Linked DNA regions of Homo sapiens: regions 1 and 3 are each linked to region 2. The links are chromatin loops, found by intact Hi-C in ENCODE. Cell type or tissue: PC-3. All regions are shown on one strand. Each heading gives the region's core, and the rest is flanking DNA. Links, peaks and the distances in the headings are about the cores only. Region 1 has its middle 34 kb from the start of RGS7. Region 2 has its middle 120 kb from the start of GREM2. Region 3 overlaps RGS7 (regulator of G protein signaling 7).

Region 1 (10,476 bases), core at 1,463-9,462, 660 kb before region 2:
GTAACATGTGCAAGATCGTAGCATTAGGTAGTATTAATGCTGGAATCTGAATCTGGGCTGAACAACTCCAAAGCCACTGCACACTGAGGCCTCTAAGAAATAGCTAATCACCATCTCCTTTGTACAGCTCTGTTTCTTGCAGATACCACTCTTACTACACCTGTTATGGCACTCTGCTATAGTTGTTCCTGACATGGCTCACTATCCTACCAGGAAGAGACTGTGACTTTATCATCTTGGTATCTCCAATCCTGCAATAGTGCATGACACGTAGTAAGAATTCAATACAGGCTTGTTGAGCCCAACTAGAGTGAACTATTGTCTTTAGAAGAAACTCATGATTGTTCTGTTCTTGGAATCACTGAATAACAAATTATCCCCCAAAGTAGAAGCTTAAAATAACCATTCTATTTTCCTTATGATTTTGTGAGTCAATAATTCTGGAAGAGTGAGGTGAGGCTGTTCTTGCTTGAAGTCTCTTTTTTTTTTTTTTTTTTGAGACGGAGTCTCGATCTGTTACCCAGCCTGGAGTGCAGTGGTGAGATCTCGGCTCACTGCAAGCTCTGCCTCCCGGATTCATGCTTTTCTCCTGCCTCAGCCTCCCGAGTAGCTGGGACTACAGGCACCCGCTGCCACGCCCGGCTAATTTTTTGTATTTTTAGTACAGACAGGGTTTCGCCGTGTTAGTCAGGATGGTCTCGATCTCCTGACCTTGGGATCCACCCACCTCGGCCTCCCAAAGTGCTGGGATTACAGGTGTGAGCCACCGCACCTGGCCTGAAGTCTCTTGGGTAATTGTAGTCCGATGTTGACTACGGTCATCTGAGGGCTTGACTGGGATGGCCATCCAAGATGGTGCTCTCACGTGGCTGGCAGTTGATACTCTGTAGGATGGATGGAATCAGCTGGAACTGTCAACAGATTGCTGCCTCTTCAGCCTGGTGTTCTCCACGTAGCCAGACATCATCCGTGGTGGCTGGTGTTCCCCAGCAAGCATCTCAAGAGAACCAGGAGGAAACTGCAAGGCTTTTTCTGGCCTGGCACTAAAGGTCACACAACCTTGGAAGTCACTTCCACTGCATTTTATTGATATGAGTTAGTCACTAAGATCAGCCCAGATTCAAGATGAGAAGAGATAGCCCCTACCTTTCGATTAGAGCAATGTCAACAAATCTGTGGACAAGGTTTGAAATTCCCACATGACCTTTCCCATCAATTTTACTGCCTTCTCTCTCCCTTGCCCCCTTATAGGCAATCCATAATTTATACCCCTTGTGTTCCATTCCTCTTTTAACTGATAAATGAACTTTTTCTTAACTAATTCAGTGAATGCTGACGAACGAATATGTTGCTTCTCTAAAGCAAAATGTTAGAGAGGACTTTCAGAACTCAAAGAACAGCTTGAATAGTTCTTAATTTTTAAGAACAATGCTTTGTGAATAACATGTGTTTGAAAAGACAAGCTGACAGAACTGAAATCACACAGGATGTAGCTAACTACATGTAGAAATATCAAAATATGGGGATTATGTCCTAAGTACACAGAATTATACAAAGTTGGGCCCTAGAATATCAAATGCAATTGAACAATTGCCAGCTTTAATGGAGATAGAATTTATGGGTTATTTTAATGCAGTAATGCAGACCCAGGAAGGTACTAATGATCTCAAACAGTGTGTGACATTCTCAAAAAACATATTTTAACTTGAAAAATATATGCCCTGTGATACTCTTCAGAAGAGAAAACTCTGGCGGGGGGGCGCACAGAAAGAGAATGATATTTGAGATCACTATGATGGTTTGTTTAGGTTGTTTGCTGATCAGGAGCAAAGGAGACTAGGACTGAGATCATACTCAGTGAAAGGAGCAAGATGCTATTTTGGAAAGTGGAAAAAGTAACATATTTTAATGTAAAATGGGTGTCTATAAACGTTCCATTTTCGGCAATGTATCAGAGACTATCTCTATATAAAACTTCCTAGTAGAAAACTAATAAAAGTATACAAAACATCTGTTTCAGGGAATTTTTTTTTTTTTTTTAGACAGAGTCTCTCTCTGTCTACCAGGCTGGAGTGCAGTGGCGAGATCTCAGCTCACTACAACCTCCACCTCCCAGGTTCAAGTGATTCTGATGCCTCAGCCTCCCAAGTAGCTGGGATTACAGGCATGTGCCACCACGCCCCGCTACTTTTTGTATTTTTAGTAGAGATGAGGTTTCACCATCTTGGCCAGGCTGGTCTCGAACTCCTGGTCTTGAGTGATCTGCCCACGGTGGCCTCCCAAAGTGCTGGGATTACAGGCGTGATCCACCATGCCCAGCCTTGTTTTGGGGAAACGTTTTTGGTTGAAATATTATCTATATGCAAAAAAGTTCAACAACTGTAAATCTATTGCTCTAAAACTTTTACAATTGGTATTTTGAATATAATACCATGATCAAGAATATGATTGACATCCTTGAAGGCTCTCTCGTGCCTCTTTCAAGCTACTGTTCCCCCAAAAGTTTGCTACCATTCTGACTCCTATAGCCAGAAGTCAGTTTAACTTGCTTTTGATCTTTATATGTGAGAATGTTGTAGTATGAGCCCTACTGTGTTTGGCTTCTTTTGTACATGTTGTGAAGTACAACGTTAATGTATTTATTTTCACTGTTGTATAATATTGTAATGAATGAACATGCTTCCCATTATTTTTTCGTACTATTGTTGATAGGTTTTTTGGATTCTTTCGAATTTAGGACAGTGGTTTTCTTTTCAATTTAGGACAGTGGGATGATTTTCCTGCCCCAAGGGGATATTTGGCAATGTCTGGAAACAAGTTTGGTTGTAATGACTGGGGGAGGCTACTGGAATCTAGTGAATAGAGGCCAACGATGATGCCAATCATCCTATAAAGCACAGGAAATCCCCCACAACAAAAATTATTCAATCCAATGTGTCAATAGTGCTGTGGTTGAGAAACCTAGTTTAGGACAATTCCAGCAATCCTACCACAAACACCGTTGTATGTGTTTTTTGGTGAATTATATGTGCATTTCTCTTGGATGCATACTTAGAAATATAATTTCTGGGTAATAGAATAGGCACATGTTCAGCTTTAGAATATATGGCCAAACAGTTTTCCCAAAAGATTTTACCATTTTACACTCACCACCACTGGTATAGGAGGGTTTCAGTTGCCCTACATCCATCCAACCCAACTTATGAATTTTGGCACTCTGGTGGTTGTATAGTCATATCTCTTTGTGATTTAATTTTCATTTTCATGATGACAAATGATGATGAACACTTTTTCATATGATTACTGGCCATTTAAATATCTCCTTTTGTGAAATGCCTATTCAAGTATTTAGCCCAATTTTCTGCAGGGTTGTTTGATGTTTGCTTATTAATTTGCAGGATTTATTTATACATTTTTTATGTGTCCAGACCCAAGACTTCTCTCTCCACGTCACAATGTGCCCATAGATATGCAACCTGGAAGTGCAAGGAGCTGCCACCTTTTTGGGTAAAAATTTGACCACTGGGGGACAGGAATTGATGGATTAATAGTTACCCTTTTTATCCCACCCTGGACAAACATTCTGAAAGCCTGTTATATGTTTACACAGCCAGTCCTATTGAATTGAGCAACCAGTCACCCATATCAGAGGCCAATTCAATAATTTATCCTTAAACTTCAAAATGAAACATCTTTCTAGACTTTCCTGATAAATGATCTGTTCAGATTCAGAGTTTGGGATACCACAAAACTACAGGTGCTGTTTTAAGCTGATCTTGATGGATCATTTAAACAACAAAGTTCTTGTCTCTCTGAGAAGAGGTCTCAAGAAATCCAACTATGTCACAACCTTTGAGGGAATATAATGTTAATATTTGGAAGGAATGGATGCTAGTGATTATCTTGCCTGCCTGCAATGTTCATGTCAGAAGCTCTCTTACACCTGTCTGCCTCTGGAACTCAGCTTATCCCAGGTTGAATTGCTCTAAACAACATACAATATTTCGTAAATAAAGAGCCCAACTTCGTTCACCTCTAATTTCCATGCATTAACAGATAACTTTAAGTATGTATTTGCTATATTTATAACACTGTGCTAAAACCTTTATATATAGATCAGCAAATCCTCACACACAAAATAGTAAGTCTATTATTAGCTCCATTTGACAGGTGAGAAAATTGCACATAGCAGTTTAGTAACTCACCCAAGATTACGTAGCTCAAGTGTGTTGAAACACATTTGTGGGTTTTTGGTTCAAAATTCCTGTTTGATTAACTGCAAAGTTCCACTGCTTCACTTTGATCATAGTTCTCAATCCAAACATCATATATTGGTTGCCGATAGCACGTGACATAATTTCAAGTCCCTTGATATCACCACTGTGTTGTTCCTTAAGGCTGCTTCTCAGTGTTTTCCTATTGATGAGGAGGAGGAGGAGGAAGAAGAAGAGGAGGAGAAGGACAATGAATCACCTAGTTTGGCTTCCCTTATAAAATACAAAGTAGGTAAACTCTGGGGAAAAAAATGTCATCCTGTCCACTTCGAGAGGAACAGATGGCTCAAGCTTATAAGGAGCTAGGCAAACACAACTAGGAAACTGGAGCCTGGTCCTAAGCATACAGTGGGCTAATAAAAGAAAACAAACATTTAGTAACCAGCGCTGAATGAGATAACAAGAAAAATAACCACAACTATAATCACAGGGCTTTAAGCAAGCCAGGGGGAGCACAAAGGGAATGTCATCCATATAACACAGTGGTTGCCTTCCTATTTTCTCATCCTGAGAATGTTTAATTTCTGCTTTATTCTTAGTGACTGACTCAATGAAGGCAGAGATTAAAGTGGAAAGACCATGGGCTTTGGGGCTGCACATACTTGAGTTTAAAATCAGAATTTGCCACTTACCAGCTGTATGTCTTTGGGGACATTGCTTGATCTCTGAGGCTCAATTTTCTCATCAGGAAAATGAGATTGATAGAACAGCGTCTTTCAGGGATTTTGTGAATGTAGGTGTCTGGGATGGGTTTTCTGAGAAACATGATGAGATGGCAATTTGCATGTAAGAGTTTTATTGAGCTGTTCTCAATATTGACACCTTCAAGGGGAGGGGAAAATTAAGACTTGTTATGCAGTGACAGTGGAAACCTCCTCTGACGCTGTAAGAGCTCTGGAGATTAGATGAGTCCTCAGGATAATCCTGCCTATGGCCAAGCCTTTATGCTTTTCCACCATGGACCAGACATTGGATGTGAGCTGCTTCCAGGGAGGCCGTGTGACCTTGGGCTGGGTGGCTCTCCTTAGCTTAAGCAGATTCCCTGAGAGCTGATTCCCCAAGGGCTTGGAGAATGAGTGCTTCAGTTGTGAAGGTGGATCTGGGCAGTGCCCCACAGTGTCCACTAGAGCAGGTATGCCCCCCACCGCATGATTCAATAGATAACTCCTTACCTTACCTCTCCTTCCCACAGCCTTGTGCTTTTCCTTAAGATGTTGCAATTGGACTTCAAGCTGCCACTGTCAGGGTCCACCCTTGGCTTCCTCTGTCTTCCTGGTCCCAGTCCCAGCTCCCTTTTCTGCTAGTCTTTCAGGCAAGACCCAGCCAGTCAGTTCAGAGACTTTGAGAGTTTCCTGAAAGCTACCAGCTTTTTGAGCTCAGGTTCTAGAGTTATTTATCTTGGACATCTCTGTCCATTACTATGCATCTCTGCTTAGTCTAGATACTGGAGCTTAATCTCCAAATGTGAATCTGGCTCAGATCTGAAAAATTGCGAATCGCCAGACAGCTCAGGTAGAAGCCGACAAAGGAAGCCCCATTGAAATTGTTGGTATGGAGGTCAGGGCTTTTCCCATGATGGGTGGGTGGGAATAATTAGCTAGCTGCCATACAGTGCTTCCCACGTAGCCTGGAGGATGATTGAATTTTATTTTGTATGATATGCAAACCCTTCCAAAGCATCAGTGCTGGCTTTGATTGGTAGCAGCTAATATTTATTGAGCCCTAGTCATGGGTCACATGCTGGGCTAAGTGGTCCATGTGGATTATGCCACCTTGTTCTCGCTGCAACCTGATGAGGCTCCCACATGGAGGGCTGTATTTTCTCCATTTTGTAACTGAGAAAACTGAAGCTTTGAAATGATTTATTTATTAAGGGTCAATGTACTTTGAATCCAGGCAGTATGACTCTCAACATCTATGCATAAATTATGGTCTAAGGCATTGGGAGAGGTGCAGAATCCATACCTGCTCCCTTAGATCCAGGAATGACCCCTTTGTGTTAAGGAGGAGCCATGGGGTTTGTAGTGGATTGAATAGTGTACACCCAAATTTATGTCCATCTGAAACCTTAGAGTGTGATCTAATTGGAAATAGGGTATTTGCAGATATGATTTAAGATGAAGTCATCCAGGATGTAGGGTGAGCCCCAAATCCAGTGACTGGTGCTCTTAAAAGATTCGTGGAGGACACAGAGAAATAGACAGGAGGGAAGGTCATGTGACGATAAAGGCAGAGGCTGGAGTGATGCAGCCACAAGCTAAGAGAGGCCTGGGACCACCAGAAGCTGAAAACAGAGTTCTTCCCTAAAGACCAGAAAACGTATGGCCCTGCTTAGCCTTGGATTTCAGACTTCTATGTTCCAGAACTGTGCAAGAATAAGTTTCTGTGGGCTTAAACCACCATATTTGCAGTCATTTGTTATGGCAGACTTCGGAAATGAATAATAAGGTAAATAGAAATGGCTAAACTGGGAACCATTGGCTTTCTGGTTCTCAGGGCCAATTTTTTTCTATAAAATGAAGCTTTCAGTCTACATGACCTCGAGGAGCCCTTCACCTTTGATCCTAAATCATGCCATTCCCTAATACAATCTTGGTGACAGCTATTCTGTTTGTCACATTCATTAAGACCAGGCAGTTACCCAGCTCCTACATATGCCTTTTTAAAATGGCTTTTCTGCCACAAAAATCTTAAATAAAATGCAGTATAAAGTGACTTCAATTTTGAAAGTACCCTTCATTTGTTCTTGCCGTTTGTTCACCTCCTGAGCCAGGCACTTGGAGCACAAATGACAGCATCAGAGGTTAATGCGAGCATTTATATTTGCCTGAATTAGTCATTTTTTCCCCAATGGCCTGTGTCAGTAATGTCTAGGCCCTAGAGAGAACGTGTCTCTCAGAAGTGGAGGATCACATTAATCACCTGAAAAAGGCTGAAAAAGTGCAGCACTTTTTACAGCAGAGACAATGCCTGTGTGATTGGTTTCCTTTAAACTTTCAAAAGACAAGGCTGGGACTAACATCTTCTCATCATGGAAACAGCAAGTTGAAACAATATAAAGTAGATTTTTACCCCTAAAATTCTTTGCTCCTCGGTCATTTCAAAACTGGATCTAGTCATGGATCATGTTCCTTCCCTTTGGAGAGCCTTTCAAGATGCCCATGGCGGAATCCTAAAGACAACAGGAAGTTGAAGCCAAGAAAGGTTAATTAACTTGCTCAAGTTCACCCAGACAAAAAGTAAAGGAGCTAGATCCAAACTTAATGAGGTCTGACTCCAAATCTCTGTCTCCCAGGCTGGAGTGCCGTGGCGCGATCTCAGCTCACTGCAAGCTCCGCCTCCCGGGTTCACGCCATTCTCCTGTCTCAGCCTCCGGAGTAGCTGGGATTACAGGTGCCCGCCACCAAGCCCGGCTAATTTTTTGTATTTTTAGTAGAGACAGGGTTTCACTGTGTTAGCCAGGCTGGTTTTGATCTCCTGACCTTGTGATCCTCCCGCCTCGGCCTCCCAAAGTGCTGGGATTTCAGGCGTGAGCCACCGCACCCGGCCCAAAGTGTGGGTTCTTAATCCCTACCCTACTTCCACGGTGTCTCCATTCACAGAATGGAGTAGCTGGAAGTAAGAACAAAGAAAATGAAACCAGTCAAGAGACTGTTGTAATTGTTATATTGTTTATTGCAAAAAAATTCACACTGGATTAAGGTAGGAGTAGCACTGTAGAGGCAGTGGATTGCAAAATTAGGAAGACAGAAGTTAGATATGGAAATGAATTTGATGTAGAAGATGCAGGAGATAGAGGGCTGAGATAGATGACACCTACATCGTGTCTTGGTAAATGAGTATATGATGGTGGTAGTCACTTAGATAAGGAACACAGGAGGAGGGATATGTTTGGGTACAGATGGTGGATTCAGTTTTGGACATGCCAATTGTATCTCTATTCCTGTGGAGGTGTTCGGTAGACAGTTGTCTAAATGGTAAATGTATTAATCCCTCCTGTTTTTGCATTTCTTCAGATTTGCTTGGTTACTCCCACCTTCCAAGCACTTGGCCACTTGCTTGGTGGACAGCCGCAACTGTTGCCACCCTGACTGTCAACAATACTTGCAGCCTCAGCTACTTCTAGAGAAGACCAGGCTCTCGCATGTTCCATCATCCCCAGCACAGAGAAAGTCACTGCAGTTCTAGCCTCCAGATCTGGCCTAAATGGAACCAGTGGCTCTGGCCCCTCCCATCACTTCTGGTCTCATAAAGAGCCACCCTGGGAGATAAGCTGTCCAGTCTCCCAAATCCTGGAACACAGTGAAGTAAACATTCTATGTGGTGAAATTTCACTGATAAAAGACAAAAGATGGAGAGAGGCAGTAGATCTATTTTCCTTTCTTCTTCACTATTGACTGTTTCACAGCACAGTGATGCCAGCATTCTGCCTGGAGACATCCTGTGTGAGAGAACAAAAGAGCTGCCCTTTCCTGGAGGCTGTAGCCAACTTCGATGTGTAAAACTTAATATTTGTTTCCCCTATTTTTCTTTTCCTTTCATTCTAGATTCCTGGATCGTGCCTCCTACCTAAACAAAGCATTAGCTTACAGCTTTTTCCTTTGATTCTGTTTTCCAGGGAACTTAGGTTATGACAATTTGTACAAGGAGTGGCTCCAGAAAGCAGATTCTCAGCATGGGGTTTTGAGAGTGGTTTTCCTATCTGTCTAAAGGGAATAAAAAGCTGGAGTAAGTGTGATGGCAAAACCCCTCTGGCATAGAGAACATGATACATACTAAAGCTTTCACATTTGTTTAATTGGGCAAGGTGCAGGTGAAAGGGAAGGAGATGAGAGATCAAGTGGGCACCACACTAGATTGATATAAGGGCAGGAATAATGGTAAGAGTTGTGGTATGGGGTGAGTATTTTTGACAGTACTGAAGATCTTACAAAAATATAAAAAACAGTAAGTCTAGAGTAGTTAACTGCCAACTTAAGGAATACTGTACAGTTAGAGATTTCTGTGGCAGCTTTAAAGGAAAATATTGTCATCTGCAGCCTGAGGGCATGCTCTGTTGAAATTTCAGATTTATGATCTGATTATAAGTGTGGCTGAATTGCAAAGGAGGCTGAATGCATAGCTTTGACACTTTACTATGTCAAAGTCAAGGCCCTGATGGGAAAATAGTAGACCCCAAGACCTGGCATGGAGACACTGGGAAGTGTCTCCTATACCATACCTATAATCTCATACCTATAAATTAACTCCAAGTCGTTCTGGCAGGAAAAGCAACTTTCTTCCCCTTGCCAAAGAAGAATAGATTTTCCTTGACTGGAAACTGTACAAAACCTGATATAAATGAGGTCACTTGCAATATGATGTTAGGTCCCAAGCTCCACTCTCTCGACATCTCATTGACTTCAGGCCAATAAACGGGGTCAGACTTTAGCACAGCCTGAGCAAGGAAATACAACCTCTGTTTCAGGAAAAAAAGTAGCCAAAATATGCCAAAGGAATTGCAGGGCAAGACTAACATGGACCAGTAGAAAGTGGGAGAATATGTGTGAAAGGGAATACTGAGAGTGTTAGACTTGGGTGGTGAGCATGCTGGAGCATGATGAATAGAGATGAGTTTATTGACACGGGAAGGACTCACCCATGGCTTGGGATTTAATATTTTGCTCTGGAAAGACACGTGTGTAGGATATAAACCTGGTGAAGATTCATGAGCCTGGCATATTTATGAAATTAAGCTAGAACACCTGCCTGAAACTGGGTCTTAAATTTTGTTGGAACAACTTGAAGCATGGACATGGCAATGGGCTAGAATTAATAGGATGGAGATGCCAGAATCTCCTTGGCCTAAGATTGAGGAAAGAGTCAGATGGCTCATGAATGTGGAGTGTTAGGATGGATTTGTATGTAAAACCCAAAACCTACCACTTGGCAGTTTCCCAAGGAAAGTCTGGAGGCTCCTTTCACCAAGGCAATCAAGAATGTGCTGGCGAAGGAGGGGAGGAACCAGGGTCTTTCCAAACCTTGGTGGTGCTTTCTTCTGAGGCCAGGCTTGAGAGTGGAAGATGCTGGCATGGAACTGGCTTCCTTTCTATCAATGGGTGTGATAGGTTTCTGGAAAGTCAGAGACCATGTTTAGCATTTAACTCCCAGAAGTGAAGTAAATATATGTATTAATTATATATTGCTAAATGCATTTATTCTA
Region 2 (10,476 bases), core at 865-8,864:
TGGCGTCAGAATATCAGGATAGTTTTAAAAAATATATTGCGGGGAATGGATAGTTACCTTGTTATTATTTGTCCATGTTAATGGTGTGTCTCTTCAAAAAATGATACAGGCTTTTTAGATTTTTACTTTCTATTCTGGTGCAAGAAATTAAATTTAAATATACTTTGACAAATCCTTTTTCTGTTTATTTCAGCTAGATAGGAATTTTGGAACCATTGTTGGGTCCATTGGAAAGGAAAATGTGTCCATTATGCCAGCTGAATGTTGGAGTTGATATTAACAATAATTTACTGTTTAAAGCAGAGAAAACAGAAATATAGGTGAATCACTAAGTCATTTGTGAAAAAATATGAACTAATCCATTGTTTTATTTATTTATTTATTTATTGAGACAGTCTCACTCTGTCACCCAGGCTAGAGTGCAGTAGCTAATCTCAGCTCACTGCAACCTCTGCCTCCCGGGTTCAAGTGATTCTCCTGCCTTAGCCTCCTGAGTAACTGGGATTACAGGCCCAGCTAGTTTTTGTATTTTGAGTAGACATGGGGTTTCGTCATGTTGGCCAGGCTGGTCTCGAACTCCTTTGGCCTCCCAAAGTGCTGGGATTACAGGCGCAAGCCACCATGCTGGGCCAATTGTGTTATATTTAAACATATATCCTAAAGTCTTAAACAAATAACTCAGAACATTAGTCTGAATTCTTCAGTTGCAAGCAAAGAAACCCATTCTAGTTAACTCGCAAAAAAAGAATTTGGGAAGCCTGTCGGGACTCACACACCTGAGGGGAAACTAGACCATCAGGTTGGATCTGAATCCACCAGGCAGCCTCGACAGCAGGAGCGCAGGCCCTGCACCTTGGCTGTAAGGCAATGAGAGAGAGCTCCAACCATGTGCCCACTCTCCAGCCCTCTGCACCATGATCCTGGCAGAATGTTTCCAACAACCTGAGTGGAAGTCACAAGTCTGTCAGGTGGTAATTTGGGAGCTAATGAGAGAAAGCCCTTATTTGGGGTGCTGGGCTTTAATTAGTGTTTTTGGAAATAAAGAGGTAGATCTGCTAGAATGAGTAGCCCAAATGAGGTCCCGGTCCCAGTCAAGACTCCTCCAAGTCTTTTTTTCTTTTCTTTTTTTTAGAAGGAGTCTCACTCTGCAGCCCAGGCTGGAGTGCTGTGGTTTGATCTCTGCATACTGCAGCCTCTGCCTCCTAGGCTCAGGTGATTCTCCTGCCTCAGCCTCTTGAGTAGCTGGGACTACAGGCACCCGCTACCATGCCTGGCTAATTTTCGTATTTTTAGTAGAGACAGGGTTTTGCCATGTTGGCCAGGCTGGTCTCGAACTCATTACTTCAAGTGATCTGCCCACCTTGGCCTCCCGAAGTGCTGGGATTACAGGTGTGAGCCACTGCGCCCGGCCATCCAACTCCTATTGTATCTGGATATGTTGACCAGCGAAGGCTGCCCAGAAGCAGTGAATATAATATTTCTTGTCTGGGCTGCCTTCACTGCTTCTGGGCCACCTCTTCAGGTGAACATAGCCACATAAATATAGATGGGAGGTTTCAAAAAATACCTAATCTGATTATACGAGGTTCCTAAAATAAACCTCTTCATGGCTTCTAGCTGTGTTCTGGGTAAAAATCCAAGACTCTTATTTGGTTCTTCACAATCTCTGCAGTCAGAATGTTTACGGCTCAAATCCTGGCCCCACCATTAGCATTTCACTTCCTGTGTCTCAGTTTCACTTTTTAAAAAATGAGCATAATGGTTGCTGTGTGATTAAAAGAGTGAATACAAATAATACAGAACAGTGCCTGGCCCAGAGTCAGGGTTTTGTAGGTATTATTTTTCATCTTGTTAACGTTTTTACCTTTACAATTATCTAATGAAAAAAGCATCCAGTTTAGTCTTGGTAATAGGATTGCAGGCACCTGAAGTCCCACTGTGATTGACTGCATGTATTATGGGTGAGGTAATTTCCAAAAAAGAGACTAGGTTACTGTTAAGAAGAAAAAGTAAATGCCAGATGGTGTATTATTAGTCAGGCCCCTCCAGGGAAAACAAAAAACCAGAACCAATAGGAATGTGCATCTATAAAGAAATTTATTTTAAAGAATTTGTTCCCATGACTTCTACACTGCTGGTGGGAATGTAAACTAGTACCACTATGGAAAACAGCATGGAGATTCCTTAAAGAACTAAAAGTAGAACTACCATTGGATCCAGCAATCCCACTACTGGGTATCTACCCAGAGGAAAATAAGTCATTATATGAAAAAGTATACTTGCACATGCATGTTTATAGCAGCACAATTTGCAACTGCAAAATAATGGAACCAACCCAAATGCCCATCAATCAATGCGTGGATAAAGAAACTGTGGTATGTATACACGGTGGAATACTACTCAGCCATAAAAAGGAATTAATTAATGGCATTTGCAGCAACCTAGTTGAGACTGGAGATTATGATTCCAAGTGAAGTAACTCGGGAATGGAAAACCAAACATCATATGTTCTCACTCATAAGTGGGAGCTAAGCTATGAGGATGCAAAGGCATAAGAATGACACAGTGGGCTTTGGGAACTCAGGAGGAAATGGTGGGAAGGGGGTGAGAGATAAAAGACTACAAATTGGGTGCAGTGTATACTGCTCAGGTGATGGGTACACCAAAATCTCATAAATCACCACTAAAGAACTTATGTAACCAAACACCACCTGTTCCCCAATAACCTTTGGAAATAAAAAATTAAAGAAATAATTTAAAAAAAAGAATTTGTTCACATGATTACAGAGGCTGACAAGTCCTAAGATCTGCAGGGTGAGTCAGCCAGCTGGAGACCAGAAAAACCAATAGTATAGTTCCAGTCTGAGTCTGAACACTTGAGAATCAGAAAAGCTGATGATAAAATTCCAGCTCAAAGACTCAAGACTCCAGGAAGAATGGATGTTTTCAGTTTCATTCCCAAGCCACAAGAAGAAAGTTGATGTCCCAGTTCAATAGCCGTCAGGCAGGAAGAATTCCCTCTCACTCAGGGGATGACCAGCAATTCTGTTCTACTCAGACCTTCAACTGACTGGATGAGGTCCTCTCGCATCAGGGAGAGCAATCTGCTTCACTGAGTCTGCCAATTTAAATGTTAATCTCATCCAAAACATCCTCACAGACACATCCAGAATGACGTTTTACCTGGGCATCTCCTGGCCCAGTCAGTTGACACATAAAATGAACCAATTCAGATGGCAAACAAATAGTAACAATGTTCTACATGCAGTAATTTGATTAATTTGGTAGAATATTGCAATTTATTTAAATTGCTCAAATTCATAGGGCGTCAGCATTGAAGTGCCATCGTTTAAGCAAATGGGAAACTGAAGATACCATCCTCTTAATAAGGCTAGTCTCCGTGTTACTGGTGGAGGGGGTCCATATTTAAATGATTTTCTGAACTAGGTACTGAAGTCGCTAAGCATAGGCAATTATGTAAGTAATACTTTGAGACCCGATTCTTGAACCAGATTAAGAATTCCAAATTTACATCCCTACTGCCCAGCTTCAGAGTCCCCGTGCAATTAAAGGAAAAGAGACCTTTTATTCCAAGAGCCTTGATGTCTAAGACACAAAGTTAGGTGACTTTTTTTTTTTTTTTTTGAGATGGAGTCTGACTGTTGCCCAGGCAGGAGTGCAGTGGCGCGATCTAGGCCCATTGCAACCTCCACCTCCTGGGTTCAAGCGATCCTACTGCCTCAGCCTCCCGAGTAGCTGGGATTACAGGCACCCGCCCCCATGCCTGGTTAATTTTTGTATTTTTTCTTTTTTTTTTTTAGTAGAGACAGGTTTTCACCATGTTGGCCAGGCTGGTCTCAAACTCCTGACCTCAAGTGATCTGCCTGCCTTGGCCTCCCAAAGTTTGCTGGGATTACAGCAAAGTTAGGTGACTTTTTAAAAAATCTTAGTAAGTGTTTTCTTTTAGATGTAGCCTCGGATCGTCACTCTTATTGGACCACTCTCTAAGCCTGGTTTCTCTTGTCATCACTTGATTTCCTCAGGACTTAACAGTTGTCTTTATTCCTCAATATAATCTGAATCCACAGAGAAGTGTGTACCCACAGTTCCATCACATGGGTGCAAAGACCGCACAATCTATCCTTCAAATGTTCTCTCTGAATATTTAAGGTGACGGGTATCTCAACTACTCTGACTTGATCATTACACATTATGTGGATGTATTAAAATATCACATGTAGCCCCAAAATATATACATATATTATGTATCAATAAAAAATACAATTTAAAAATGTATCTTTGAACAAAACAAATTATATTGGTATGAATCACAGACTCCCAGACAAAGTTGATCCACATGTTAGCACATTCTAAACCAGTGGTAATGTGACCCTGGTGAACCATTGCCAAAGTCACTGAAAGCTTCTTACAAAGAAGAGAGAAAGCAAGAAAGGTGGTTCACACCTGTAGTCCCAGCACTATGGGAGGTAGAGGTAGGGGGAATGCTTGAGCCCAGCCTGAGCAACATAGTGAGACCCCATCTCTACAAAAAAATACAACAATTAACCAGGCATGGTGGCATGTGCCTATAGTGCCAGCTACTTGGGAGGCTGAGGTGGGAGGATCACCTAAGCTCAAGGAGGTCGAGGCTGCAGTGAGCTGTGATTGCATCGCTGCACTCTAGCCTGGGCAGCAGAGTGAGACCCTGTCTCAAAAAAGAAAAAAAAGAAAAAAGAAAAAAAAAGTGGTTTTCAAGTCCTAAGGGTGAGGATGTAACACATTCCTAACTATTTAACAAGTCTGACATCTAGTGGTCAACCGGTGTATCTAAGGTAGCTAGAGGAGACAGATCGACCCTTATTCAAGTTAATTGTGATGGAAGTATTGTGTAGATATTGGAAGTGTACTTCTGACTGTCGGAGTCAGTGAGACTGGGTTAAAAAGGGAAGAATGGAAATTATTATGCAAGCCACTCCGATGTTTGTTACACCTAAGATAAAGTAATTGAAGTAGACCAAGAGCCGGGAGTTCCGAGTAATCACTTCACAAAGGAAAGGGAGACAGAGAAAAAAGAATGAGGCAGGGCGTAGTGGCTCACGCCTGTAATCCCAGCACTTTGGGAGGCTGAGGTGGGCGGATCACTAGGTCAAGAGATCGAAAAAAAAAAAAAAATTAGCTGGGCATGGTGGCGTGCACTTGTAGTCCCAGCTACTCGGGAGGCTGAGGTAGGAGAATCACTTGAACCCGGGAGGCAGACGTTTCAGTGATCCAAGATCGTGCCACACTGCACTCCAGCCTGGCAACAGAGCGAGACTCCATCTCAAAAAAAAAATAAAATAAAAAATATAAATAAATAAAAAGAATGAGCCTGAGGCAGTGCATATTTGCATGTTTCTTAATAATAATCACAATAATAGCTATTTGACATGATACTATATGATGAGTCTTACACTAAATGTTTCATACATTGCTGTCTTTCCAGAAACTGAAAAGTATTATAATTCCCACGTCATCAATGATGAAACTGAGGAGCAAGGTGACTTGCTGAGTTGCCCAAATTCTTACAAACAAGACTTAGTAGAGCTAAATCACTATCTTAGATCCATTTGTTTGTTTGTTTTAATGTGAGTCAGGGTCTTACTCTGTTACCCAGGCTGGAGGGCAGTGGTACAATCAAAGCTCACTGCAGTCTCGACTTCCTGGGCTCAAGTGATATTTCCACCTCAGTCTTCCATGTAGCTGGGGCCACAGGGGCACACCACCGTGCCTAGCTAATATTTTGTAGAGACAGGGTTTCGCCATGTTGCCCAGGCTGGCCTTGAACTCCTGGGCTCAAGCAATCCCCCTGCCTTGGCCTCCCAAAGTGCTAGGATTACAGGTGTAAGCCACAGTGCCCGGCCGATCCTAGATCTTTTACATTCCAACTAGGCCACCACGCCATATTGTCTCTGTTATTCAACAGGCAGAGGAAGAGAGCAAAAGCAATTTATCCTCTCTGAATTGACAAATTATTATGGCATCATATTCATCCATACATTGAAGACAAGTTTTTAAAAGCATCATACAGAGTTCTTGAGTGTTTCTGCTATTCAATTGGTGTGTGTGTGTGAATCATATTGGATTCTCTTTGATCCTGTTTCATGTTTGCTTTCGTTTTTCCTTTAGAATGTTGTAATTTCCATCTGGAGACTATATTAGACCAGAAAGGGCAATCAAAGAGATTTTTACTCCCTCCATATCCCCATTTTCTGGACAGAGAACAAATTCCCAATAGACGTGGATAGCTTGAAGCACCGCCAAACTTTCACTCTTGCAGAAGCCTTTCAACCAAGGACAGTGTTTTAGGTGTCTTTCCAACCTAAACCCCGCCTTCAGAAATTCAGTGACCTGCTCAAAGATTTTTAAATTTAGAGATTAGAGGGCCCAGGCAATAACCGTTCCTGGACTTTACATTGCTTTGTAGGCTAAGTTTTGTGTCACTCTAAATATCTTAGGACATTATTCAGTTTGTACCTCATAATTTCTGGAAGAACTCCTCTGAATCCTCCAGATGACAAGGCACTTACCCAGAGCTCCCAGATCCCCTGTCTGTGTCAGACACCCCTACTATAATCGAGCTAGAATAAGGGTTCTAGGGGCAACGTGATCCAAAAACACACCAAGCAAGTGACCTAGAAAATGTTCCAGCTGGGCACAGTGGCTCACGCCCGTAATCCCAACACTTTGGTAGGCCGAGGCAGGTGGATCATGAGGTCAGGAGTTCGAGACCAGCCTGACCAGCATGGTGAAACCCTGTCTCTACTAAAAACACAAAAATTAGCCAGGCGTGGTGACATGCACCTGTAATTTCCAGCTACTCGGGAGGCTGAGGCAGGAGAATCACTTGAACCTGGGAGGCAGAGGTTGCAGTCAGCCGAGACCGCGTAACCACACTCCAGCCTGGGCGACAGAATGAGACTTTGTCTCAAAAAAAAAAAAAAAAAAAAAAAAGAAAGAAAATATTCCTATGCATGAAAACAAGGAAGAAAGTGGATGGTGATGTACATGAATGAGGTGCTGGGGGGCAGGTGGGTACACAGAAATTCATAAAGCTGGCATGCTCTCACTGCTTACAACAGTCATTGGCCATTAAACAATGGACCGCTTGTCCTTAAAAGAACTGTCGAGCAGGAAATGGGCAGGCCCGGGATCAGATTTCCTCTCTTGTCTAAAGCCTGGATGTTGCTTCACTCAAGAGCTGGATTCTTGGTTCCAGGGGGCCACCTGACTCTCAGGGTGGTACATTGTAGACAAAGCTGAAATCTATGTGCTAAAAGAGCTGGGTAACCGGATATGCTAAGTTTGGAAGCCCAGGCATGTGGTCAACAAGCAGTGTCGGCCAAGTTTAATACCAATAGGAAGCGGCTTCTTTTTTTTTTTTTTTGAGACGGAGTCTCGCCGTGTCGCCCAGGCTCGAGTGCAGTGGCGCGATCTCAGCTCACCGCAAGCTCCGCCTCCCGGGGTCACGCCATCCTCCTGCCTCAGCCTCCCGAGTAGCTGGGACTACAGGCGCCCGCCACCGCGCCCGGCTAACTTTTTGTATTTTTAGTAGAGACGGGGTTTCACCGTGTTAGCCAGGATGGTCTCGAACTCCTGACCTCGATCCGCCCGTCTCAGCCTCCCAAAGTGCTGAGATTACAGGCGTGAGCCGCCGTGCCCGGCCGGAAGGGGCTTCTTAATCCACCACATGCTGAGAATTGATTGCTGGCCCAGTAGTGTCAGAACACACCCAGGGCTTTCAGCTGCAGTCGGGCCTCTGCACCCAAGTCTTGATGGCATCGTAATTAGGTCACCTGCGGCCTAACCTGGGGGACGATGACTCCGCCAGCCTGCCAGGGATGGTTTCAACAGCAGGACTGCATGGCAACAACAGCCACAGCAGTGAAAGCACTGACATTGCTCCAATAAGATGGGCAACGCCCAGGGCTGACCCTTTAAAAATACCCATGTAAGTAGATGCAGGTTTCATTTTATGCCTAAAGTGGGTGAACGGGATTATAGTTAGAATCCTGCAAGGTGTCTGTTAAAAAATCAATTACTTTGATATATCACCTCTCTGAACTTTTTTTTTTTTTGACACAGAGTTTCGCTTTTGTTGTCCAGGCTGGAGTTAAATGGTGTGATCTGAGCTCACCGCAACCTCTGCCTCCTGGATTCAAGCTATTCTCCTGCCTCAGCCTCCTGAGTAGCTGGGATTACAGGCATGTGCCACCGTGCCCGGCTAATTTTGTATTTTTAGTAGAGATGCGGTTTCTCCATGTTGATCAGGCTGGTCTGGAACACCTGACCTCGTGATCTGCCCGCTTCGGCCTCCCAAAGTGCTGCGATTACAGGCGTGAGCCACTGTGCCCGGCCACCTCTCTGAACTTTCTGTGTCCATATGCTCTCTCAGAAGAGCTATAGTTGAGAAGGTTTTCAACTCCAATCACCATTTATCTTCCAACTTGGGTGGGGAATAGGAATTAAAACCTCAGGGGCCGAAGTTTTTCACTCTAATAACTTTTCAGGAGAGGGGAATAGAAGTATAAAATATATTTCTTCAGATGTATTTGTCTTCCTTGGAGATTTTTTAAAAATGATTTTCATTCTTTTAAAGTACCAGGGATATTCCTTTATTCTTGGGGCATGCATGTCTGACCCTGGCCCTGACTAAATGCTGGTAAAAGATACTTTGAAGAAAGCAAGATAAATTGAAAAAGTCCCTTGTGGTGTAATCCCTTTTTCCCCTTTACAATGACAGTACAGTATAAATGAGATGGTCTGGATCTTTGTAGATGGTTTGTCTTATTTATTTTCCCACTTCTCCCCAGTTTTCTCTGCTTTCTGCAAAGGACCATAACACATTTTTTTTTTTTTACCTTGTGTCTCCTTCTTCATGCTTCATTTTATACATTCTAAGTTTTTTTAATTCCTATTTTTGCTAGCTAATATTTAAGATTTGCAGAATCAAGGCAGCTTGAGTCTTATCCTGTTTTATATCCTTTGATAAGGAAAGTAAATGTATCGTGCCACTGCACTCCAGCCTGGCGACAGCAGAGTGAGACTCCGTCTCAAAAAAAAAAAAAAATTAGTGAATAAGCTTGAACTGAGCACTTCTTCTCTTCTCTTTGTTTCATTCTTAGGTGATCTACTTCATCAAGTTTCCTGGCTTTTTTCTTTTCTTTTCTTTTCTCTTTTCTTTTCTGCTTTTTCTTTTGAGACAGTGTCTTGCTCTGTTGCCCAGGCTGGAGTGCAGTGGCGGCATCGCGGCCCACAGCAGCCTCAACCATATGGGCTCAAGCAATCCTCCCACCTCAGCCTCCTGAGTAGCTGCGACCACAGGTACGTGCCACCACACCTGGCTAATCTTTTTTTAATTTTTTCTTTAAAGACAGGAACTTGTTATTTTGTCCAGTCTGGTCTCAAACTCCTGGGCTTAAGCAATCCTCCTGCCTTGGCCTCCTAAAGTGCTGGGATTACAGACATGAGCCACTACGCCCAGCCAAGTTTCCTGGTGTTCATTTGAAGTGTATATTTGAGCTACACATGGTGGTGTATTCCTGTAGTCCTAGCTACTCAGGAGGCTGAGGTGGGAGGATTGCTTGTGCCCAGGAGTTCCAAGTATAGCCTGGACAGCATAGTGAGGCCCCATCTTTAAAAAAAAAAAAATTTATATCCAATAACAGTCAAATATATGAATTCCTGGTTAAACTCCCCAGACAGACTCCCAGCCCTAAATCCCAATCTCAGCCATCTATGTGGATGTCTAACATAGCCAAAATCCATACTCTTGATTCCCATAGGGCAACACCTGCACCATGTTGACCTTGCAGTTATCAGAATCCATCATTTAGGCGAAGGCTTAAACCACAGCTAAATCTGAGTTTTGGCAGATGCCTTGTGATTTCCCCAGAACACACGAGGATGGAAGGTCTACAAGTTACAGCTATGAGACCATCCCTCACTTGCCTCCTTGTCTTCCCTTGGATGCTATCGGGAGATAAATTCTCATCGGCTCTCTAGTTCTGATGAAATGTGGGGCGTCCTGACAACCACCCTCAGTAGAGAGCCGCAGAGGCTACTGTACTATAGTCAAGAATTGGCTCCTCAGCAACAAGGAGGCAGCATTCCTGCTGCCGTCACTGAGCCCTTTTTGTTTCAGATCATTATTTTGGTGTGTGAGACAAGAATCAGAGGGAACTGGTCTCTTTCACTTACTCCTCTGTTCACTACCTGTGTATGTAACAAGCTGTGCAAAAGTGTGTCACCGTATCTTTACCAGGAAGATCAGCCAAATCAAGGCCTTGACCTTGGCCAGCCTTGGGCTTATGACCTTGACAACTCTCCCCACAGCCTGCCTCCTTCTTCTGCAGTCTTCTCCATCTCAGTACATTGCAACACCAGCATTCAGAGCCCAGAAGTTTGGAGCCATCTTTGCTTCCTCCTTTTCGCACCCGA
Region 3 (10,476 bases), core at 994-8,993, 51 kb before region 2:
ATTAGGTCCTCACATTTCTGCAACCACCCATTGAACTGTATAGTATAAGAGTCCATTTTTGTTTGTTTTGTTCCATTTGTTCCCATAGCTGTTTATAATTAAATATATGGCATACTGCATTTAAGTACTTTATTAAAATAAACCTGTCGAAATTTGAGTATAAAAAGAAAAAGATACTTCTGTGAAAATTAAGCTGAACACAAAAACACTTGATAAAGATGTCTTAAATGTTGCTAGCAAATTAAATCTGAGTGACACTTAAAATGGGAAAGTGAGCTTCTAATGTTGTCCCATTTAATAATTTCCTGTTCTTTCATCCTGCTGTTTGCTCACTTTGTACATGTGTTCCAGTTCATCAATAGGCCTCGTAATCGTAACCAAACACAATATTTGAGATATGGCCCAGCCAGCATATATTATAACTTTTAAAATCTAACCTGAAAATTGCATCAACTTCCCCCAACCAGAGCAACATGTAATGTCATTTGGGGCTTAAAATAAAATACTTTAAAAATTGGATTTTTTTTCTCATGTGCTGAGATTACATGTCCCTAATTTTGTGTTTTGCTGCTAGGTTTCTTCGTTCATTGTTTACTTATTCACTTTAGTGTATGTTGGCTCTTTACCCTTCTTTCCACTAAATTTATCTTGTGAGTTATAGCTCATTTTTAAAGCTTTACATAATTTTTTGAAGTATTTCTTTGTTACTCAGTCTTTAAACCAAGGTTATCATATGTAGATCATACATACATTTTATCAGAATTTCATCAGTTTAATCTTTCAAATTACTGATTAAAATACCATAAGGAACAGGGAGGAAGACAGAATTCCACTGCCCTAATAGCACACTTTGAAGGTCATTGTTTGTTTAGTTATGAAGCACATCTTTCTCTTTTTCAATCACAGAGATACTGCAAATCCTGCTGCGTGCCTTACGTAGCCGAAGGTCTTTTGTTTAAAGCAAGTTCCTGTGCTCAAATCTGGTAAACTCCTTTTTAAAATGAATAAAGGAGCATCTCTATGACAGACCAAAATGTAATACAGGGTCTACAGGGAGCTCCTTGCAAACATATAATGTCGTAAGAGCAACACACCATTAGAAGAATGAGGGAGGGACTTAGGCAATTTTAACAAAAGAAATACAAACAGTACATTGATATGTGAGAAAACAAAAAAGAAAACCTATTGTTATTAATACCCAAGTAAAATTCAGAAAGCAGCACAATCACTTTTTCCTCCAAATAGATGTGTTTTGTTAATATGATAACATCTAGTATCAGAAAGGGGTTAAGAAAATAGGTGATCTCATACAGTGCTCATAAAAGTCTGAATTGCTATCACTTTTGTCGAATAGAATTTGACAGAATGTGCCAGAAGGTCAAAAATCTCTCACTTTGAATCAGTAATTCAAGTTCTAGTAGTTTAATCCTAAAAAAAACCCAGGTGTTCCCACATATAAAAAATATTTGTTGCATTATATAATTGTCAAATATAGAACACAATCTGAAAGTACAACAATTGTGAATTTCTTAACTGTATCAAGACATATCTACTGTTGGAATGTTATACGAATGTTAAAAATTATATTTTAAAGCATTGGCTTTTGTTTCTTTTAATGATACCCATATTTGACACATTTTTTAAAAAATATTAATTTTTCTATTGTTCCTTGCAGAGCAGGGCTAATCCATAGGCAGTGTGCCCAGAGTAGCCACATTTGATCGACACATACATGTGTTTGTGCGTATTTGTATATGTGTGTGTGTACATATATATGGTTACTGTATAAACTGTATTTGTGTGTGTTTATATGTACATAGAACTGAAATAACAATACATTCCCTTATGTGCAATGCAATCTGATTTTTAAAATGTATTCTGTACTTAATTTTTTTCTAAATGTTGGTTGCATCTCTCTAAATTGATTTCCTTACCAACTAATGCATTTAGTTGGTAAAACAACATTATTTTTGAAGAAACATCCATAACATGGGTAATTGAACAAAATGTAATCTCTTTAATACACACGTTATTCAGAATATGACATAGTACCATGCACAGTATAATTTCAGTTTTGTAAAAAAAATTTTAAACATGTATCTGTGTATAAAAAGGTAGAAGGACATAATAGAATGTAAATGATCATATTTCAAGTAATATTTATTTCTTCTCTTTTTTCTATGTTTTCTTCATTTTCTTTAGTGAACACATACTGGTTTTATTATGGAAAAATATTTTAAGAAAATGAAAGTATTTGGCTATACTTATTCTTTCTCAATTCTCTTAGGAAGCTAGTGACCAGTACTTAAATGTATATGTGTTCATAAGCTATCTCTTTTTAGTACGTAGTACTAGAATATTTTTCAGCATTCAACATTAAATATGACAGTTTCAAAACTAACTACAGAATCCTCTTCCTCTTGTCCTTGCCATCTTAATTCTCAAGAATTCGAGCTTATCTTTAACATTCTAGGAACTCACCCACCTCCACAGTTTTATAAAAATTATTCACTATGTTTCAGCAAACTCACTTGTAAGTTTACCTGGAAGAACTGATTTCATTTAAATTGTGCAAGAGCTTCCCTAACACCTAGCCTAGCTTGAATTCCTTCTTAGCACCTGCCTACTTGAAAATATTCTGATTCTATTAGTCAATCTGTTAACATTTAGGGTGTGACCAGTGACCCCCATCCCTCTCTCCACCATGTCTCTCCTCCCCCAAATTAAAAGTTAATTTTCCCAAGACCTTGGAATCTCATTACCCTGATTTCTAGAAGTTTATTCCCTTAATGAGATTTGCAGCCAAGGAGCTCAGCTCTTGCAAATAATCAACTACTTATTTGGAGACTGCTATAATATTAATGTTTAACAGCTGTCCGTTATCACTTCATCAGGCCAGATGACTTACAAAATCACGTAAGAAGGCATATAAAAGTGCTAATGCAGGTTCTACCAGCAAGAAGAATTCAAAGAGGGAACCGGAGGAGTTTAGGGATAGTTAGAAAGCTTTAGCAAGGACATAGATAGGAAGTTCATCTTTGAAGAGTGGATAGGGTCTGAACAGGTACATGCACAAACAGGTGACCAGCGGAGAGAGCAGCAGGCACAAGGGCCAGCCAAAGAACCACTTCGTGGGTAACAGTAAAGAGTCTGAAAGGCCACGGAACCCAGGTAGTGAAGGATTTGGAAATCCAGGCAAAGATGTTTATATTTATAAGTGAAACGGGAATTTTCAACATGAGAGTAAAATAACAAACATCTAGCATCCCTTAGTTTAGACTCTGCTAAGAGCACTGCCTATCCCTGGTTCAATAAGTGGAAAAGGCATTTTTCAACATGAGAGTAAAATAATAAACAGATAACATCCTTTAGCTCAGACTCTCCTAAAAACATTCCCTATCTCTGGTCCAATAGCATCTCATTTTACCACCATATGGTCAGTTCTTTTTATTAACATAGCTGTGGGGTTGAGCATCTGGTGAGACAGTTGGATCACATAAACCAGTGGAAGGGCAACGATAAGATTTTACCTTTCTTATCCCCAGTGCCTCTCCATAGTCTCTGCAGCCTACAAGGCACTCAAGAATATCCATCCCAGTCTACAGCAACATATGGGAGAGACTCGGAGGCAGTGGCTGGAGACAAACAAGCAGGAATTGCAAAAGGATAGCGAAAATGGAGGTTAAATTTTTTTTCAAAAAAAAAAAAATCTTTTTTTTTTTGAGGCGGAGTCTTATTCTGTTGCCCAGGCTGGAGCGCAGTGGAGCAATCTTGGTTCACTGCAAGCTCCGCCTCCCGGGTTCACGCCATTCTCCTGCCTCAGCCTCCTGAGTAGCTGGGACTACAGGCGCCCGCCACCACGCCCGGCTAATTCTTTTTGTATTTTTTTTTTGTAGAGACGAGGTTTCACTGTGTTAGCCAGGATGGTCTCAATCTCCTGACCTCGTGATCTGCCCGCCTCTACCTCCCAGAGTGCTGGGATTACAGGCGTGAGACATCGTACCCGGCCTCAAAAAAAATCTAAAAGATGTTGATAACTTTCTACTCTTCTCTGTAATCTGTTTCATAGCCACCCTTTAAAAATCTGCCCCTTTATTTCTGCTCAATCTCTTCAGTGTCCTGTATACTAGAAAAGACTACTGTGTTTTTTTGTTTTGTTTTGTTTTTTTGTTTTTTTTTCGAGACAGAGTTTCGCTTTTGTAGCCCAGGCTGCAGTGCAATGGCACAATCTTGGCTCACTGCAACCTCCACCTCCCGGGTTCAAGTGATTATCTTGCCTCAGCCTCCCGAGTAGCTGGGATTACAGGCACCTGCCACGATACTCGGCTATTTTTTTTTTTTTTTTTTTTTTTTTAGTAGAGACAGGGTTTCACCATGTTGGCCAGGCTGGTCTTAAACTCCTGACCTCAGGTGATCCGCCCACCTCGGCCTCCCAAAGTGCTGAGATTACAGGCATGAATCACCGCACCTGGCCATTCTGTGTGTTTTTATGACAGCAATAAAATAAGTGGGCTTAGTAACTAAAGCAAACATAGCTTCTCTCTATTTCCTTTGTGAAGAAGGGATTGCAGGAGAAGAATGTAGGAAGTTGCTTCCATCTCCCTAATGCCCCAGGCTCTCAGGCTATAGCTAAGAGCCTGGCCTTCATCAATTCCTACTGACTCAGGGCTCCTTACCATCAACTTTCTGTTATTACTTTAAGACCAAGAACGATTTTTTTTTATTTTTTATTTTTTATTTTTTTTGAGACAGAGTCTCGCTCCGTCACCCAGACTGGAGTGCAGTGGCGCAATCTCGGCTCACTGCAACCTCTGTCTCCTGGGTTCAAACAATTCTCCTGTCTCAGCCTCCTGGGTAGCTGGGATTACAGGCACGCACCACCATGCCCTGCTTTTTTTTTTTTTTTAAAGTAGAGATGGGGTTTTGCCATGTTGGCCGTGCTGGTCTCAAACTCATGACTGCAAGTGATCCATCCACCTCAGTCTCCCAAGGTACTATGTTTACAAGCATGAGCCACTGTGCCCAGGCCAAGAATGATGTTTTTAAAGTCAGTTAAAATTTATACCTTTGATAGCTCACTTGGAAAAGTTAAGGACAAATACATAGGTTGTTATTTTTGTTTTGAGAGTGTTGTCCCTAATTATAACAAAATCTCTGCAAACCATTTAGGACAGAAAGGAATTGGTTTGGTTGAGGGGAAGTTTTATTGTGACACACTAGAGAACTCTCTTTGTTTATGTAATTATTGTATTATAGACTAGGATGATGCTCTCTGTTCACTTACGTGCCAGCTGAAGTCTCAGGTTTATTTTGTCCTGAAACTGATTATATGCTGCTTTTTCTAGCATATTTCCATTAACCAGATATTACAAAATCTCACAGGATCTTGAGTTTTTGTTATGTTCTGAGTATATTTGTCTTTCTCTATAGATTTGTTTCCACTATAATCTGTTTCCTTTAGAATCTGACAGGAAGAGTTTAAATCACATAACACATATGTAATCATTGGGTTAAAAATAAGTATTATTCGCATAGAATTATTGTAAGCAATTTCGTTTTTTAAAAGTGCCATTGATAGGGTTTGTTAGCCCTTTTCATTTCTGGAATTAAGACTTTAAAACTTAGCTATAAAAATGTCTCATATTTGGTCGGGCACAGTGTCTCATACCTGTAATCCTAGCACTTTGGGAGACTGAGCTGGGAGGATCGCTTGAGCCCAGGAGTTTGAGATCAGACTGGATGACATAATGAGACCTCATCTCTACTAAAAATAAAAAATCAGCGAGGTGTGGTGGTGCACACCTGTGGTCTCACCTACTCGGGAGGCTGAGGCAGGAGGATCGCTTGAGCCTGGGAGGTCGAAGCTGCAGTGTGTCATGGTCACACCACTGCACTCTGACCTGGGTGATAGAGCAAGACCCTGTCTCGAAAAATTTAAAAAATAGTTTTTAAAAACCATTTCTCAGATTCTTCAATTTGGAAAAATTGGGAAAAGATCATTGGCAGGAGCTGGTTCCATACAGCATCCAAGGAACTGCACTGAAAATGATTGTTCCAAAATGGCTGACATGCAAATACCGTACCACGTGTACTTCCCTGGAAGTGATCGTGTTCTTTTTAACTTAATACATTGCAGTGGAGGAGTGAGCAACCAAAAGTATACACACAATCATTTCTTTGTGCACTAGAGTAGGGCTTATGCATTTTCCTTTCCACTATGTGAATAAGGCAGGATTTGCACATGGTTTACAAATAGATCCAAGTGTAAATCTTCCAATCCAGATGGCCTATTGGGCATCCATGCTGTCTGCTTTGACCTCAGTGCTGCACTTAAGATCTCTTTTTTTTTTTTTGAGACGGAGTCTCACTCTATTGCCCAGGCTGGAGTACAATGGCGCGATCTCAGCTCACTGCAACCTCCTCCTCCCAGGTTCAGGTGATTCTCCTGCCTCAGCCTCCCGAGTAGCTGGGATTACAGGTGACCGCCACCATGCCCAGCTAATTTTTGTATATTTAGTAGAGACAGGGTTTCACTATGTTAACCAGGCTGGTCTTGAACTTCTGACCTCAAGTGATCCACCTGCCTCGGCCTCCCAAAGTGCTGGGATTACAGGCGTGGGCCACCACACCCAGCCCAAGATCTGTTAACTGTTAGTTGTACCCAAGTTTGCCTTTTAGTTGTCTCAATATACAAAACAAATATCCTTATTGCACATTTGATAAATCTATACCACACACAGAGGTTTTGTTTGTTTGTTTGTTGAGACAGAGTCTCGCTCTGTCACCCAGGATGAGTGCAGTGGCGCAATCTCACCTCACTGCAACCTCCGCCTCCTGGGTTCAAGCGATTCTCCCTGCCTCAGCCTCCTGAGTAGTTGAGATTGCAGGCACCTGCCACCACACCTGGCTAATTTTTGTATCTTTAGTAGAGATGGGGTTTCACCATGTTGGCCAGACTGGTCTCGAACTCCTGACCTCAGGTGATCCGCCAGCCTTGGCCTCCCAAAGTGCGGGGGTTACAGGCCTGAGCCACCTCGCCTGGTCCACACAGAGTTTTGTTGTTAAAATACACCTGTATGTTTTCTCATTTTTGCCCATTGTTATGCTAATATCACAAAGCCCCAGGTTTACTGTGGGCCTGTATTTCTCTCTGGGCTGCTATGAAAAAGTATTTTTTAATTATTTCCTGGGACAAGAGTTTGTCGGGCTTAACTTGTATCATCCAATTTTTAATGAAGTCCATATCAGGCCAAGTACTAGTAGCTTTGAGGATTTGAGGATATTTGAAAAAATAAAAACAAAACCATAGAAAGAGAACCATGTTTTTTTTTTTTTATAAATTGATAAAGACAACAGTAGATGTCATTGTTCAAATAAAAAAATGACTGTATCTGAGTTTCAAATGGCTTCCAATTTCAATGTAACTATTTCACTCTTTTTTTTTTTTTTTTTTTGAGACAGAGTCTCGCTCTGTCACCCAGGTTGGAGTGCAGTGGTGCGATCTCGACTCACTGCAACCTCCACCTCCCGGATTCAAGCGATTCTCCTGCCTCGGCCTCCTTAGTAGCTGGGACTACAGGCACGCACCACCACGCCCAGCTAATTTTTGTATTTTTAGTAGAGATGGGGTTTCAACATGTTGGCCAGGATAGTCTCGATCTCTTGACCTCATGATCCACCTGCCTTGCTCTCCCAAAGTGCTGAGATTACAGGCGTCAGCCACCGCGCCCGGCCCATTCTTCTTCCCAGAATTTTGAACCAAATCACATTAATCTGTAGTTTTAAAAGAAACAGTTTTATATCAGCATCTTTCCCCAGTCTTCTACTATATAAGAATTCATTCCTGTGCCTCAACAACGTGTACTGATGTGTACCTTCCTTCATCCCACAAAGAGGAAGCACTTTTTTTTTTTTTTTTTTTTTTTTTTGAGACAGAGTCTCACTCTGTAGCCCAGGCTGGAGTACAGTGGCCTATCTTGGCTCACTGCAACCTCCGCCTCCCAGATTCAAATGATTCTCCCACCTCCCGAGTAGCTGGGACTACAGGTGTGCCCCGCCACACCCAGCTGATTTTTGTATTTTTAGAAGAGATGGGGTTTCACCATGTTGGCCAGGCTGGTCTTGAACTCCTGGCCTCAAGTGATCCACCCGCCTCGGCCTCCCAAAGAGCTGGGATTACAAGCATGAGCCACCATGCCCAGCCAAGTAAGCACTTTTTAAATATAAATTGTTCAGTCTCAGAATAGGTATATATGCACATGTGTATACAATTCTATTCATAGCACAGAGACTACAGTAGTAAACACAGGAAATGGCATTGTATTTAAGAACTGAATCTTTTTTATTTCAACATCATTTGATTAGCTTATTGCCCAGGATTGGGGTGGAAAAGCAGTATGATTTTAGCTTTTAATTTATAACTTTCTGTCCTTTTAGAGTCAGAATAGTGACTCTGGGTTTGGGTATCTTAATGAAGAGAGCATATAATGATAGTGTTAATAATTATAATGATAGTATAATGAGGTAATAGCCAACGTAAACTGAGTGCACAAAATGATCCATAAATAATTTTAAGCAATTTACTTGTATCATTCTTCACAACAAAATTTGAAAATAAGTACTATTATTATCCTCATTTTACAGATGAGGAAATAGGCATAGAAGTGGAGGCAGCATTTCAGTCCGTTATAGTCAGCTATAACAAAATGCCACAAACTGGGTGGGTAGCTTATAAGCAAAATAAATTTATCTCTCACAGTTCTAGAAGCTGAGAAGTCCAAGATCAAGATGCTGGCAGATTCAGTGTCCGATGAGGGCCCCCTTCCTGGTTCATAGACAGCCATCTTCCTACTGTGTCCTCACCTGGTGGGAGGGGCAAACAAGCTTCCTTCGGCCTCTTTTATAAGAGCACTAGGCCTGACGCAGTGGTTCATGCCTCTTATCCCAGCACTTTGGGAGGCCAAGGCAGGTGGATCACCTGAGGTCAGGAGTTTGGGACCAGGCTGGCCAAAATGGCAAAAGCTGGCCCTACTAAAAGTACAAAATTAGCCGGGCGTGGTGGTGCATGCCTGTAATCCCAGCTACTCAGGAGGCTGAGGTAGGAGAATCGCTTGAACCCAGCAACTCAAGCAATTTGAGGCCCTCCAAAGGTAGGGGCCTTTGGAGGCGGAGGTTGCAGTGACCCGAGATTGCGCCATTGCACTCCAGTCTGGGCAACAGAGTGAGACTGTCACACACACACACACACACACACACACACACACACACAAAGAACACTAATCCCATTAATGAGAGCTTCACCCTCATACATGGTCACTTCGCAAAGCCCCCACCTCCTAATAGCATCACACTGGGGAGTAAGCTTTCAACATGTGAGCTTTGAGGGGGACAGACAGACCAGAGCAGGCAGGAGTGCATATTTTATTTATAAAGCAGGGTCTGTTGTTAATAAACTGTTTTCTCTTTTATTGTTGTTTCTCCCATAAAGTGAATAAACATAAGCCTAGTGGGAAATGCCAGCATTAAACTTTGATATCAGCCGGGCGCAGTGGCTTGTGCCTGTAATCCCAGCACTTTGGGAGGCCAAGGCGGGTGGATCACAAGGTCAAGAGATCGAGACCATCCTGGCCAACATGGTGAAACCCCATCTCTACTAAAAATAACAAAAATTAGCCAGGCGTGGTGGCAGGTGCCTGTAGTTACAGCTACTCTGGAGGCTGAGGCAGGAGGATTGCTTGAATCCGGGAGGTGCAGGTTGCAGTGAGCCGAGATTTCGCCACTGCACTTCAGCCTGACGACGGAGTGAGACTCCGTCTCAAAAAAACAAAACAAAACAAAAACCACTTTAATATCTTCTACTCTCAGATGCTGAAAGCTAAGTTGTGGACCCTTTTTCCCAATTAAGAAAAAATTAAGAGAAAATGGTGCATGATTTTCATTGCTGCTGTTCATATCAGCAAAAGGGCCCTTATCAGTAATTATATGGTGTGTAAAGACAGGTTGATTATGGAATTATTAATCTTTTCTTAAACATATTGTCTTTTTCCAAAAATGTGGCTGCTATGAACTGAATATTTGTGATCCCTTCCCGCTCAAGTTCACATGTTAAATCCTAATCTCAAGGGTGATGGTATCAGGAGCCAGGGCCTTTGGAAGGTCATTAGATCATGAAGGTGATGGTATTAGGAGCCAGGGCCTTTGGAAGGTCATTAGATCATGAAGGTGATGGTATTAGGAGCCAGGGCCTTTGGAAGGTCATTAGATCATGAAGGTGATGGTATTAGGAGTCAGGGCCTTTGGAAGGTCATTAGATCATGAAGGTGATGGTATTAGGAGCCAGGGCCTTTGGAAGGTCATTAGATCATGAAGGTGATGGTATTAGGAGTCAGGGCCTTTGGAAGGTCATTAGATCATGAAGGTGATGGTATTAGGAGTCAGGGCCTTTGGAAGGTCATTAGATCATGAAGGTGATGGTAT

Evidence for each region. A loop is a pair of places that touch in the nucleus more often than their neighbours do. Peaks named below come from ENCODE experiments on the same cell type or tissue, not always from the same donor. Only the 100,000 strongest peaks of a DNase experiment are listed, where the experiment ranks them.
Region 1: a loop joins it to region 2, with 2.7 times the contacts of the local background. A loop is called at or near these places in 6 of 110 quality-filtered maps.
Region 3: a loop joins it to region 2, with 2.3 times the contacts of the local background. A loop is called at or near these places in 4 of 110 quality-filtered maps.

Annotation. Positions count from the first base shown.
Region 1 is chr1:241,386,265-241,396,740 of GRCh38, reverse strand. No RefSeq gene overlaps it. Among named protein-coding and RNA genes, the nearest start is that of RGS7, 34 kb to the right of the region's middle. In PC-3, for the core only: no CTCF peak of the experiment used is centred there; a DNase peak (open chromatin) is centred at 4,590; H3K4me3 peaks cover 287 bases; H3K27ac peaks cover 600 bases.
Region 2 is chr1:240,726,833-240,737,308 of GRCh38, reverse strand. No RefSeq gene overlaps it. Among named protein-coding and RNA genes, the nearest start is that of GREM2, 120 kb to the right of the region's middle. In PC-3, for the core only: a CTCF peak has its summit at 4,825 (motif pointing left); a DNase peak (open chromatin) is centred at 4,828.
Region 3 is chr1:240,777,892-240,788,367 of GRCh38, reverse strand. The region is part of intron 18 of RGS7 (regulator of G protein signaling 7); the gene reads left to right. Among named protein-coding and RNA genes, the nearest start is that of GREM2, 170 kb to the right of the region's middle. In PC-3, for the core only: no CTCF peak of the experiment used is centred there; a DNase peak (open chromatin) is centred at 4,557; H3K4me3 peaks cover 435 bases; H3K27ac peaks cover 1,136 bases.